3 separate regions of the Homo sapiens genome follow, and regions 1 and 2 are each linked to region 3. A link is a contact called in ENCODE Hi-C or POLR2A ChIA-PET data. All regions are on one chromosome and are shown on one strand. The core of a region is the stretch at or near the end of the contact, and the rest is flanking DNA. Distances in the headings are between cores, read along the strand shown. Region 1 holds the start of SCD (stearoyl-CoA desaturase). Region 2 holds the start of NDUFB8 (NADH:ubiquinone oxidoreductase subunit B8). Region 3 holds the start of ENTPD7 (ectonucleoside triphosphate diphosphohydrolase 7).

What was found. Hi-C counts contacts between places; a loop is a spot of excess contacts on that map. ChIA-PET counts read pairs that join two places held with the same protein, here RNA polymerase II (POLR2A). Pooled maps may share reads with other maps.
Region 1: a pooled map shows a loop between it and region 3 (14-fold over the local background). The contact joins the promoter of SCD here to the promoter of ENTPD7 in region 3. A Hi-C loop is called at or near these places in 4 of 50 pooled maps. POLR2A ChIA-PET finds 5 or more read pairs at or near these places in 2 of 52 experiments (HEK293 and OCI-LY7).
Region 2: a loop to region 3 is called in a pooled map, with 4 times the contacts of the local background. The contact joins the promoter of NDUFB8 here to the promoter of ENTPD7 in region 3. A Hi-C loop is called at or near these places in 7 of 50 pooled maps.

The regions. Positions count from the first base shown.
Region 1 is chr10:100,344,726-100,349,052 of GRCh38, reverse strand. SCD (stearoyl-CoA desaturase) reads right to left here and starts at 1,820. Exons shown (of 6, transcript NM_005063.5): 1 at 1,522-1,820; 2 at 707-989. The coding sequence starts at 1,548. RefSeq lists enhancers at 1,456-1,695, 2,076-2,145, 1,794-2,385 and silencers at 1,926-1,975, 2,176-2,555.
Region 2 is chr10:100,527,551-100,532,237 of GRCh38, reverse strand. It overlaps NDUFB8 (NADH:ubiquinone oxidoreductase subunit B8), which reads left to right and starts at 2,367. Exons shown (of 5, transcript NM_005004.4): 1 at 2,367-2,471; 2 at 2,732-2,858. The coding sequence starts at 2,387. RefSeq lists enhancers at 1,895-1,944, 2,078-2,660, 3,503-3,672.
Region 3 is chr10:99,657,110-99,661,558 of GRCh38, reverse strand. ENTPD7 (ectonucleoside triphosphate diphosphohydrolase 7) reads right to left here and starts at 2,050. Exons shown (of 13, transcript NM_020354.5): 1 at 1,971-2,050; 2 at 1,595-1,697; 3 at 1-113. The coding sequence starts at 1,602. It also overlaps a transcript of SLC25A28 not described here. RefSeq lists silencers at 1,822-2,041, 2,162-2,371.

The DNA of each region.
Region 1 (4,327 bases), core at 571-3,070, 690 kb before region 3:
CTGGACGGGGGATGGAACATGAAACATATCTTCAGCCTGATTTCATTCTAAGAGCATTTTGTTGACTGGTATGTGCAGCACCCTGGAATGTAGAGTAACAGAGCAACACACACCTGTGTGACTTGGGTTGCACGGGAGCTTCATCTTCCTCTGTAACGAAGAAGCCTGGTCTGGCCAAGGGGTCAGGTCAAAATAGTTTTGTGGATAACAACCTCTCTTTTCCTCTCTTTCCAATGAGCTCTCTCCTCCCTTTCCAATAAACTCTCTCCCTGAGTAGTTTCCCTTGTGCTAGCCTATGATTGCTCAACACAAACCCTAGAAAGCCAATGGTTTAGTACCATGTTCCCATGCCTCCCAGGTAGAGGGGTTTGATTCTTTTGTGGCTGGCAGGGGTGGGACAGGCAGCCAAGCAAATGACTCAAACAGAAAAGCTCTTTCAGGGAAAGCTGACTCTCCAGCACAGCACACTTCAAAGCCCACAAGCACAAGGTTCCAAAGCTCTCAACCCCCAGCATTGACAGTCCTGCATCTCAGTACCCCCAGGTTCTTCCCAGCCCACTAGGCCTGAAGCAACCAAAGAGAAATGCCTGAGAAAAACCCCAACCGGGAGGCTGGGAGGGGCTGGTGTCCTCTGTAAGATCCTACCTTATTAAAAGAGCAGTGAGTACCTGGAGGACTAGGTCAGGAGGACAGGGAGGCTGCTTACCCCAAAGCCAGGTGTAGAACTTGCAGGTAGGAATCAAAGTGATCCCATACAGGGCTCCCAAGTGTAGCAGAGACATAAGGATGATGTTTCTCCAGACATATTCAACCTTGGGGCTTGGGCCTTCCTTATCCTTGTAGGTGGGGTCATATATATCATCTTTTATATCAGGGCGAATGTCGTCTTCCAAGTAGAGGGGCATCGTCTCCAACTTATCTCCTCCATTCTGCAGGACCCTGGAGGGAGGCGCTGTAATGGTGGTGGTGGTGGTATAGGAGCTAGAGATCTGGAAGGGGGAGGAAGAGGAGAGTCAGGAGAAGAGACACGTGGAGGCAGCTGGGGCCACTCCGCTCTCTAATCACGCTGGGGGAAGGGTGGACAGTACGGACCCTTCCGCAGCGCCGTAGTTCACTGAGGGTAGGGTGTATCCGAGACGCAACGGAGAAAAGTTCCCTGAAACTGTACAGATACATTAGGGGCGGAGGGCGAGGGGGACGAGGGGCGCGAAACCTATCGGGAGGCGGCAGTAGGAAGGAGAAGTAAAGCACTCACATCCCCACGAAGACAAAGGAAAACCCGCATAATTCATAAAAGCACCAGCACGACCGGATTTTTCTTTAAAGCTTAAGAAACTAAAGTTGGAGACTCAAGTCCCCAAATTACAATCCACATTCCCAACTCACGGAAGGCAGCACAACTCGAAAAAGATGACCAAGTCCTCCGCGGAGCTCTCCCCTCTCTTCTGCCACCAACCCGTCCCCTGGAAGCCCAGCCCGCGCCTGCGACCCGGCGGTACGGGGCCAGGCTGGGAAACTCACATCGTCCTGCAGCAAGTGGGCCGGCATCTTGGCTCTCGGATGCCGGGATCACTTTCCAGGGGGCTGAGGCTCCGGAGCGGAGTTCGGGGTCGCCGGAGGACTGCGGTTTCGAAGCCCGCCGGTACGCGCTGAGCCGCGGCGCCTTGCACGCTAGCTGGTTGTCGGCGCTAGCCGCGGTGCGTGGAGGTCCCCGAGCCGGGAATTTAAAGGCTAGAGCTGGCAACGGGTGACCGTGTCCGGTATTTCCTCAGCCCCCTTTTATCCGCTGCCAAGCAGGGGCAAAGTGCGAGGAGTTGACTGGCGCGGGCGGTCCCGCGTGGAGGTAAGGGCGGGAGGGGGAGGAGACAGAGGCCGAGGCTCGCGGCGACCGCAGCAGGGCGCCGGGGATGCTGCCGACACCGACACCACACCACCCGGCCTCTGCCCCTGCCCCTGCCTCTGGGGAAATGCTAATGAGGCTTCTGTAAACTCCGGCTCGTCATTGGCCGAAGGGAATTTGGTGCCACCTCGTCCTGCCGTTGCCATTGGCTCGGCGCAATCTGCTGTTCCCTCTGCCGCCAGCTCCTCGCTCCCCCTCCCCTCTGTTTCTCCTTCTCAGCTTCTCTTCCACCCGCCGCTGGGCCTCTGCCCGGCATCCCGCGTCGGGAGCTTTCTCTCTGGAAGGGGCTGGGGACCCGGTTTGGGGCTGGGGCGCGGAGCCTAGCCCAGGACCGGCCCTCGGGCACACGGAGAACGGGTGGGTGGGCACTGGGGAAGTTTCTCAGGAAACAGTGGTGAACCCTCGGGGGGCGCCCACCACTAACATCTCCGTCCCGTCTTCCGTCCCCCCAGGCGCGTGGCAGGGAGACGTGGCAGCCACCCCAGGATCTGGAGCTTGGGGGACGCGGGAAGCCCCGCCTCCCTCCCGGGCGAGCGCGGGGGACTCGGTACGCCTGCGAACAATGGCTCTGCCCCGCCCACCAGCCACGCGCTGCTCACCCGGGACCGCACCGGACTCCGGCCGCACACACAGGCTGGCTGGTGTGTGTGTGCCTGCGCGCACGCATCCTGTTCAGGACCCGGGCGGGCAGTCCCATCCCCAAGCCCGCGCCTCCAGGATGCGTGCGGGATGTTTTGGAGATTCTTCAGACTGGCAGGTTGTAATTTTGGAATCTTCTTTGTGGAAACCGTCAGGAAACACTGACATGTGTTTTCACCCAGCAGCAGGCGAAAGGGCTTGGATGTGGAATAAGAATAGCTGGCAGGTATTGAATTATTACTGCAAGCCAATTCACAAGAATCGTTTTCTGTAAGCCTCTCTGTGACCCTGGGAGGTGGGTACCCCATTATTCCATTTTAAAAGTGAGGAAAGAGATATGGAGAGATGGAATAACTTGCCCATGGTCACAGCAACCAGTAAGTGATGGAGCTGGCAGTTGAGCCCAGAAACACCATATGAGAGCCCAAGCTCTTAATCCCTGCTCAGGACCATATTGCCCTCGGTCCCTGAGATGCTCTGACCCTACTGATCTGTCCCTGTGCCCCCATCTTTTCCGTGTCTGTAGGAGCCTTACCATGAGAGCTCAGAACCAGGCAGGCTATGCATTCACCCGGTGTCCTTCCATGCCCATGTCTTTCCCAAATACTGCCCTAGGATCCTTCCCCTGGGAAGAGGAGAAAATACGGAGTGCTGCGCCAATGATTCACTTCCCAGGAAGACAAGCACCTGGGATTTCCTGGGAGGTAGACTAAGCAGCTCCTTTGTTGGCCACTGGTCTCAGGGTCAGGCCAACTCTCTGGCCAGTGACCAGGAGACTGCATTCCAGTCCTGGCTCCCTGTCCGGTGTGAAAGTTCTGAACAAGACTGGATGATTTCAGATGTGGACAGCTCATCCAGTCATGCCTCAGAAGTACTTGGCATGTGGCACAGAAATCTGTACGTGGTCTGACCCCCTTCAGGTTCTCTCTGCAATGTCTAATTTGCTTAATTCTTTTGTTTTTTGTTTTTTTGAGAGGAAGTCTCGCTCTCTCCCCCAGGCTGGAGTGCAGTGGTGTGATCTCGCTTCACTGCAACCTCTGCCTCCCGGGTTCAAGAAATTCTCCTGCCTCACCCTCCCAAGTAGCTGGGATTACAGGCATGCGCCACCACACTTAGCTAATTTTTTGTATTTTTAGTAGAGACGGGGTTTCACCATGTTGGCCAGGCTGGTTTTGAACTCCTGACCTCAGGTGATCCACATGCCTTGGCCTCCCAAAGTGCTGGGATTACAGGCATGAGCCACCACGCCTGGCCCGGAGAATATTTTCATTCTATTTCTCTTTCGAGCAGAGATCACCTCTACTCCTGAGGCCCTGGTCACACTGTGGTTCTCAAGTGACAGTGGTCAAACCAACACACTGATTTGGATTCTAAGATTTATTTTTTTTGGTCTGGGGGCCCTACCTCAGCAAAAGGAACAATAGTTACAACAATTATGACAGCAAAAAGTTTGAGACCAGCTTGGCCAACAAAGTGAAATCCCATCTCTACTAAAAATACAAAAATCAGCTGGGCATGGTGGGAAGTGCCTGTAGTCCCAGCTACTTGGGAGGCTGAAGCAGGAGAATTGCTTGAACCCGGGAGGCGAAAGTTGCAGTGAGCTGAGATCACACCACTGCCCTCCAGCCAGGGTGAAAGAGCAAGACTCTTTCTCAAAAAAAAAAAAAAAATTGTGATTTTTTATTATTTTGTTTACAGCCAAGCTCCTTAATTTTGGTATTCAAAGTGCTTCATGATTTTACTCTGAACGCCCTATTCCAGCCTTAATTCTCACTTCTCACTTAGTAT
Region 2 (4,687 bases), core at 1,118-3,617, 870 kb before region 3:
CTTACAACTCAACAATAAAAAGACAAACCAATTTAAAAATGAACAAAGGGTTTGAACAGATATTCCTCCAAAGAAGGTATACCATGGCCAATAAGCACATGGAAAGATGCTCAGCATTATTAGTCATCAGGGTACTGCAAATGAAAACTGCAATGAAGTACCATTCACAGGCACTTGCATGGTGATACTAAAAAGAGACAATAACAAGTGTTGATAAAGATGTGGAGAAACTGAAACCCTCTCACACACTGCTAATGGGGATGTAACATGTCACAGCTGCTTTGAAAAACAATTTGGCAGTTCTTCAAAAGTTAAACCACAGAGTTACCCTATGACCCAGCAATTCTACTCCTAGGCATATAACCAAAAGAATAGAAAGCATACATCCAGACAAAAACTTATACAAGAATGTTCACAGCAGCATTATTCACAATAGCCAAACAAGCAGAAACAACTCAAATGTCCATTAACTGATAAATGTATAAATAAAATATTGTACTGTACATTCATATAATGGAATATTATACAGCCCAAAAAGGAATGAAGTACTGATATGTGCTACAACACAGACAAACTTTGAAAACATTATTCTAAGTGAAAGAAAATGGACACAAAAGGCCACATATTGCATGATCCATTTATATAAACTGTCTGAATAGGCAAATCCATAGAAACAGAAAGTAAATTAGTGGTTGCCAGTGGGTAGAGGTAGGGGCAACGTGCTAATGTGTATGGGTTTTTTCGGAAGCAATAAAAATGTTTTAGATAGTGATGATGATTGCACAACTTTGTAAATGTACTAAAAATAACTACTGTACACTTTAAAAGGTTTTTTTGTTTTTGTTTTTGTTTGTTTGTTTTTTGTTTTTGAGACAGTCTCACCCTGTCACCCAGGCTGGAGTGCAGTGGCGTGATCTCGGCTCATTGCAACCTCCATCTCCTGTGTTCAAGTGATTCTCTTGCCTCAGCCTCCTGAGTAGCTGGGATTACAAGTGTACACCACCATGCCCAGCTATTTTTGTATTTTTAGTAGAGATGGGTTTTTGCTGTGTTGGCCAGGCTGGTCTTGAACTCCTAACCTCAAGTAATCTTCCCACCTCAGCCTCCCAAAGTGCTGGGATTACAGGCGTGAGCCACCGCACCCGGCCTAAAAGGGTGAATTTATGGTATGTGAATAATATCTTAATAAAAATAAATAAATTAGATCAACTCTGTTTCTTGACCTAAATTGGATCAGGGTTTGCTATTGGTTGAATGCAGATGTTGTGCAATTATTCTGAACATCAACTAGTGATGTCATTTACAAGACAGCAAGTTGCTGTGTAGTCCTTCCCAAAATTTATATATTAAATAGTATATATCCATATTTGTTTACTTTTTATAACTTAAAAAAAAAGAGACGAAGTCTCACTATGTCACCCAGGCTGGTCTCAAACTCCTGGTCTCCAGCCATTCTCCAACCTAGGCCTCCCAAAGTGTTGGGATTACAGGTGTGAGCCACAGCTCCCAGCTTATATGCATTTTTATTGCTCTGATATATACTTGAGAATGTTTATAATAATAGGTTCTGCTCCAAAACAGTGGTCACCTGAAAAGTCACTGGAAATACGTGCATATTTATAATGTGTAAGTTATTCAAATCCCAAGTGAAAACATTCATATGCAAACATAATAATGTCTCCAATTCTTCTGTTGAGTTAGTTTGTTCATTATGGGCCGGTTTGTAATTTGTTTTATCCAAGTCCTACCAACTCTGAGGCTTTAAGCTGTCTCTGGAGAGCTGCCTCTGGTGATAAGTTTAATTTTACATTTGTTGGGTTGAGGTGACTGAGACATGCAGATGGAAACACGGACTGAAACTAAGGAGCCAATTCAGGGCCGAATTGTGTGTTGCACTGGCGTCTAAGTGAAGATCAACCCATTTGGAGAACAGAACAACAAGCAAGACCAACAGGTGAATTTGAAGAATGATCATGTTTGGGGATGGAAGGAAGTGCCCGTGAAGGAGAGGAAAGCAAGCAGCCAGAGAAGAGAGTAAGACAGGCTCATTTCACTAGTACAGCTCCTGGGGGAGGTGGTTAAGCTGTCTACCTGAGTTGCTCAGGTTCCGAGTTCCCATCATCCCTGGATGGGTCTAAGTCAGCTCAGGGAGAAAAAGGACACAACATTCTGAAATGTCAGAGACCTGCCTGGTTTTCCCTTCTTCCCGCTTATCCTTCCCAGCCTCTATCCAACCCTTGGCTTCCCAACTGCGTATTTAAACCCCGCCCCTGTTGAACCCTTCGGCTTTTCTTCACTCCCGGCTTCCTCCGTCACGTTTGGCCCGGCTCAGCCGCCGTGACAGGCCTTTGCGCATGTGCAGAAGGGAAACGTGAAGAAGGTGAAGATGGCGGTGGCCAGGGCCGGGGTCTTGGGAGTCCAGTGGCTGCAAAGGGCATCCCGGAACGTGATGCCGCTGGGCGCACGGACAGGTCCGCGAGAACGGGCGAGACCTCAGTGTGGGAAGGGGGTACCTGAAATTTGGTGTATCGGGAGGGGGGATCGTAGATGCCGCGGCGGCAGCCTCCGGGTAGGGAGTGGAGGTGGCGTTGATATATCCAGAAAATGGGGTGGAGGATCGCACTGATCCTGCGAAGTCCCGGGCTCGGACCTCTGCAGCCCCTGCGACTTGAAGCCTTCGGAGCGGCTGGAGAGCGGGCTCGCTTCTGACCTGTTCTCTTCTGCGTTCTAGCCTCCCACATGACCAAGGACATGTTCCCGGGGCCCTATCCTAGGACCCCAGAAGAACGGGCCGCCGCCGCCAAGAAGTATAATATGCGTGTGGAAGACTACGAACCTTACCCGGATGATGGCATGGGGTGAGACAGAGAGGGTATGCTCGCACCCAAGTAGTGATGGGAGAAGGCCGGCTGGGTTGGGTGGCTTGACTGTGACCCTTTTTCCCGAACCTTCTCGTGACCCCTCAGAGTCAATGGAGTGGGTGCTTTTCTCTGTGGAGGGAGGTGGGAGGGGGGTGGGTGAGCAGCTGCAGCTGAGAGGACTTCAATTTTCTCCTTGGCTCAGGCTGTTTCCTCAAATGAGGAAGCCGAGGTTTTAATGGCTCCCTCGAGGACCCCCGAATAGCAGGAGCCTTCCTTGGCTCTATCCAGAGCGTCGAGTTTCATTTAGATTGAGCATCTGCTGCGCTCAGGTGCTGTCATCCAGGCATGTGACCAGGCTGGAGCTGGACTCCTGTCATGAGAATCTTATTTGTAAACGGAGTACTCTATATTTGTGTGTATGTCTCTTTAAAAAAAATGTTTTTCTGTTAGTGCTGTGGAAATCGTAGCAACTATTAAGCAGATTAAACAGCCAGCCCCCTTACGTACTCCAGTTGATGTTATCCTATCCCTTCCACACTCTTCCGTATCCATACCCACATAACATCCCAATGGTTAATTATCTGAAGTGATTATCATCGCCTTTATTTCCTGTCCTAATGTCACTCTTTCAATCTTGGTTTCAGCAACTTCTATTCTTCTTGTTATACACTCATTTTCTGTAGCATATGTCTAGTTGTCATCATTTCCTGTTTTTTCTTATGTTGTGGACAAGAGCAGCCTTGTTCGAAGCCAGTGTCAGATGAACCTGGATTTGTTGGGGAAAACCCAGCTTAGCAAGAGGTCCCATGAGGTGTTTGAGACGCAGAGATGAATGCCAACTGGGTGGTCAAGAACACAGTTATTACGAGAAGAGTGCTTTTCTAATCTGTACCCTTTTTGTTTTTATTCCAATTAGCTGGGTGACTTTGGATTCAGACTCTAAACTTTAATTTTTCATTTTCTATCTAATGAGGGAATCAGAGTACAGTCATATGTCACTTAACAACAGGGATACATTCTGAGAAATGGGTTGTTAGGTTATCTCCTCATTGTATGAACATTAGGAGTGTACTTACAGAAACCTAGATGGTATGGCCTGCTACACACCTCGGCTTTATGGTATGGCCTGTTGCTCTGAGGCCACAAACCTGTACAGCATATTGCTATACTTAATACTGTGGGAAATTGTAACACAATGGTATTTGTGTATCTAAACATAGAAAAGGTACATAAAAGTATGCTATAAAAGATAAAAAATGGGCCAGGCACAGTGGCTCACGCCTGTAATCCCAGCACTTTGGGAGGCCAAGGCAGGCAGATCACGAGGTCAGGAGATCAAGACCAGCCTGGCTAACGTGGCGAAACCCTGTCTCTGCTAAAAATACAAAAATTAGCTGGGCGTGATGGCAGGTGCCTGTAATCCCAGCTACTTGGGAGGCTGAGGCGGGAGAATTGCTTGAACCCGGGAGGTGGAGGTTGCAGTAAGCTGAGATTGTGCCATTGCCCTCCAGTCTGGGCAACAAGAGCAAGATTCCGTCTCAAAAAAGAGAAAAAGATAAAAAATGGTACATATGTATAGGGCAGCTTTATTATAAACTTATGGGACCCCCTTCGTGTATGTTGTCCGTCATTGACTGAAATGGTATGTGGCACATGACTGTAATTGATTGCTAAATTCCCTTTCATCTCTAATATCACACGATTGTGTGACTTTTTTTCTTTTTATTGAAAGAAGTTTGGGGAAGCTGGGTTTTTTTGTTTTGTTTTGTTTTTTTCAGACAGTTTCACTCTTGTTGCCTAGGCTGGAGTGCAATGGTGCGATCTGG
Region 3 (4,449 bases), core at 801-3,300:
GGAGACAGGATATGAAGAAGAGTCCCAGGAATGCCACCCGCTGACGGAGAAATGGACTCACTGTGGGCACAGTGAAGTACCAGGAGGCTGGGCAGAGGTAGGAAAAACTGATCCTGAAATTAGACAAACATTAGTAAGTCTGAAACATTTCTACAACTGAGTGCTTAAATATCGTTTTAAAATTGGATAAAACCCTCCTAATAAAGGCAAAAATCCATGCCAACAGAAGTCTAAATGTTCTTGTCATCTCTAATTTTAGAAGAAGCTCATGGTGCTTCTACTATATATATCAGAAAAGCCTTATCTGCCCTTTTTCCAAACTGCACTTTGAGTGCAATTCAAAGACTTAATCTCATGTTAGTGAAAAGATCACCAGTCTCCCTGGGCAACCTCATAACATTGGAGAATCAGAGCAACTACAGTATTCCCAACCAAGAATTCTGTCAAGAAACAGGATGGTCAGAAAATTTATTTAACTGATTTTAAAAATGTTTTACCAGATTATACAAGCACATAGTAAAAGACAAATCAGTTTAAAAGGATATATTGTATAGTGAAAAGTGATTCTTGCCCTGACCCCACAATCTCTCAGAGGCAAACATTACTACCCAGTTGCTGTGTAATTTTTTTTTTTTTTGAGATGGAGTCTTGCTCTGTTGCCCAGGCTGGAGTGTAGTAGCGCAATCTCAGCTCACTGCAACCTCCACCTCCTGGGTTCAAGCGATTCTTCTCCCTCAGCCTCCCCAGTAGCTGGGATTACAGGTGACTGCCACCACACCCGGCTAATTTTCGTATTTTTAGTAGAGACCGGGTTTCTACTTGGCCAGGCTGGTCCTGAACTCCTGACCTCAGGTGATCTGCCTGCCTTGGCCTCCCAAAGTGCTGGGATTACAGGCGTGAGCTACTGCACCTGGCCGTTGCTGTGTATCTTTCCAGGGATATTCTACGGATACACAAGCATAAATATACACCAATATATTTACAGTAATATATCTCTGTGTGTGTGTGTGTGTGTGTGTGTGTGTGTGTGTGCGTATCCATTCCCTCGGTTTTACACAAATGGTAGTCCACCATACCTGCTGTTCTGCATCTTTCCCCCACTTTATTTTATAACTTTCCCTTATTGGTGCATGTAGATCCACATTAATATTTTTTAAAAGCTTCAGGTTATTATAATGTATGGATAAGTGTATTCATCTGTGAAGTTCACTTTGTATATTGATTCAAAAGGACCTCGGTCTGTCTGCTTTTAAAGTTCACTGCAAACAAAAAACAAAAAAACTTCTTTGTTTAACCTCCTCAAGTGGCACCTAGCCTTGCTCAGATGCGAATCTGAATCAATGTTACAACCTTGCACTTTACAGAGCTGAGCAAGCCGACTCACTCTACCACTCCTGGTCTATGGGCTAGAAACTATTATTTATCAGCCCTCGAAATAATACAACTTTGATCGTCTCTGCATCCAACTAACCAGAATACAAAGTCCAAGTGCAGCTCCAGGGCAAACCTCACTTGGGACAGCCTCCCAGGGCCCCCCAACCTGCCTGCCATCCTCTGCCGTGCTCCCAGCCGGAGGGAAAGTGTGCAGCCTTACCTAGCCATGGGTTCCCTTCGGTGGTCTCAACGCCTGTCACCTTCTTTTTCTTTTGCCCTGAGAAGGTGGCCTCCTTGTCCCAGGCATCTCCTACGTCTGCAGCCTAGAAAGATTTGATTTCAGGCTTCTGTCCGACTGAGCCCACGAGACAAACCTGCACGGGAATTCCACGGCTCCCACCTCCTCCCCAGGCTCCCGCTCCGTCTGCTCTGGTTCCTCAGGCCCAGGGGACCCTACCCGGGCATCCTGGGAGCGGGGCGTTCTCGTGGGCCAGCTCTGTCCTCTAGGAACCGGTCGTCCCCAGGTGGCGGGGTGTGGGTCCCGCTTCCTCTCCCCGTCCCTCCGGGTCCCACAGCCCTCTCGCGCCCACACTCACGGGATCAAGCGGCCCGCCGGTTCCTTCGGCACCTCTCGGTTCAGTCCCGAGCTGCTCCCCGCGGCCCCTTGCCCAGCCGGAAGGAGGGCCCGGCCGGCGGCGGCGCCACGTCCCCAAGGAAACCGCAGGGAGCCAATGACTGACAGAAGACTCACGGAGGGGCCGGCTCTCCACGAGCCGAACCGGGGGCGAACCAGCTCGGTCAGCAGCACGTCCGTCCGCCAGGGTGGCCAATCCCCTAGAGCGCTCGGCCTCTGATGCCCGCCCCGGGACTTTGAGCCGCGCCCAATCGGAAAGGCGTCGTACCGAGGCTCCGCCTGCAGGGCCCGCGGAGAGCTCACAGGTGAGTGGCGCTGGGCGGCCCTGTGCCCGCTTCCCTCCCTGGGGCGCGAACTCTCGGCTGGTTGCTTTCTCCACGGCCGCTCCTGGGACAGAGTAGCTCCGGTAGGTGGGTTCAGGGTGTTCGCGACCGAAGCGCATCCCTTGCCCATAACCTATTGTTGGTTTTGTGCCCACTGACCCTCCCTACCAGAATGGCAGTTCTCTCACCTTAAACCTTCCCTATCACCTCCCAAACTGATGCCCCGACCTCACTGTCTTGCCCCGTGAGAAAACAGAAATCGAAGACAATGACGTTTACACCAAAGTGCTTATGTCCATTCATTCATTCATTGAATGTCTGCTTATGCCAGTCATCATGAATTTCTGTGTCGCCGCCCTCCTTGACCTTACAGTAACACAAAGGAAACGACGCGCGCGCGTGGGTGTGTGTGTGTTTCTTTCTTGCTTACACCAGCCGTTATCTCATTTCCAGGAGGACGGCATAAAGTCCAAGCTCTTTCCAACGTGGCACATCCATTGCGCCCCACGATCCGCCCTACCGCCGTCCTCTGCCGCTACTTGCCTTCCTTACCACGCTCCAGCAACGCGTCCTGTTTTGCTCATTCTGCCCCTCCACCTGCCTTGAATAACCGTCCCAGCCTCTTAGCCAAATCACCTCCTACTCATCCCTTACCACCCATCTTAAGGGTCGCCTTCCCCTAAAAGCCCTACTTGACCTACTACACCTTTTTTATACATGCCTATTGTTTCACTTAGCACGTTGAATTACTATTATACGTATATGTCTGTCTGTCTGTCCCACTAGACAGAATATCCTTGAAGGCAGGGACTATTTGCTTCCACATATTCCCAATACTGGCCACTGCCTGGCAGATAAAACACAACTAATGTATAATTAATAAGCAAATGAATGAATGGGGGGGATCGGGGAGGAAGACCACCCAAATGCTTTATTTATTCAAAGCTTACTATGACAAGGGAGTCAGTCACCATCACTTGCATTTGGCCGACTCAAAGCCTGTCAGGACATTAGGAAAACTACTTACTTACTTAATTACCTACAGGGTCTCACTCTGTTGTCATCCAGGCTGGAGTGCAGTGGTGCGATCGTGGTTCACTGCAGCCTCGACCTCCTGAGCAAGCGATCCTCCCACCTCAACCTCCTGAGTAGCTGGCTCTACAGGCACGTGCCACCATGCCCAGCTTATTTTTTTTTAATTCTTTGTAGAGATGGAGTCTCACTATGTTGTCCAGGCTGGTCTTGAACTCCTGGGCTCAAGCAGTCTTCCTGTCTCAGCCTCCCAAAGTGCTGGGATTACAGGGATGAGCAGCTGCACCTGGCCAGGAAAGCTTAGTAGTGAACAAAAAGGGAAGGTTTCATGTATACTCTGACTTGAGGGTATTAGCATGGGAAAGCTGGAGGTGGGCTAACAAAAGTAGTGTCTCTTAGGTGATTGGTTTGGGGTAGGTAGCATATTTGGCTGTCTTTAGTGGGTTCTGAGTTGAAGAAAGGAGGCGGCAAAAAACAGGGAAACTGAGTCATTGACCAAGTCCTGATTATTCTCGGCTGGTTGCTGTAGAGGTTGTGGGTCAGAGTTCTAATTGTCATATAAGATCTAGCCATTGTCCAGTTTCTATATTCAGTTCTCATGACTATTGTTTTTTTGGCTCCACTACTCTCCTAACCTTGTTGAACTTCCTAATTTGCCTTTCTTCTTCAATTCTCAGTTCTCAGTTTTTTTTTCTCTGTCCCTCAATCCCCACTCTGCTTCAAGTGTTATATTTTATCTGGACCCCCAGAAACCACATTGAATAGAATAGTTGCATAAAGTTGGGATTAACCACAACATTATACAGATACCAGTTATTTTTATTATTTCAGAACCCAGTTCAGTTCCTAGAACAAAATAGATATGGAAAGAACTAAAATAATGTTTTGGAGTAATTTTTAAAAATTTCTTGAATTTACCTTCTGTGAGTTCTAAGTCTAATCTCTATACATATATATTTCAAACTTTAGTGTTCCACAAAATAGGTGTTTTTGAGTGGAAGTATAATTCCTATTTTTAAAATAGTACTTAATTCCTATGGTTTATGAACTATATTAACTTATAATTCAAAAGTTCATTGAAACATC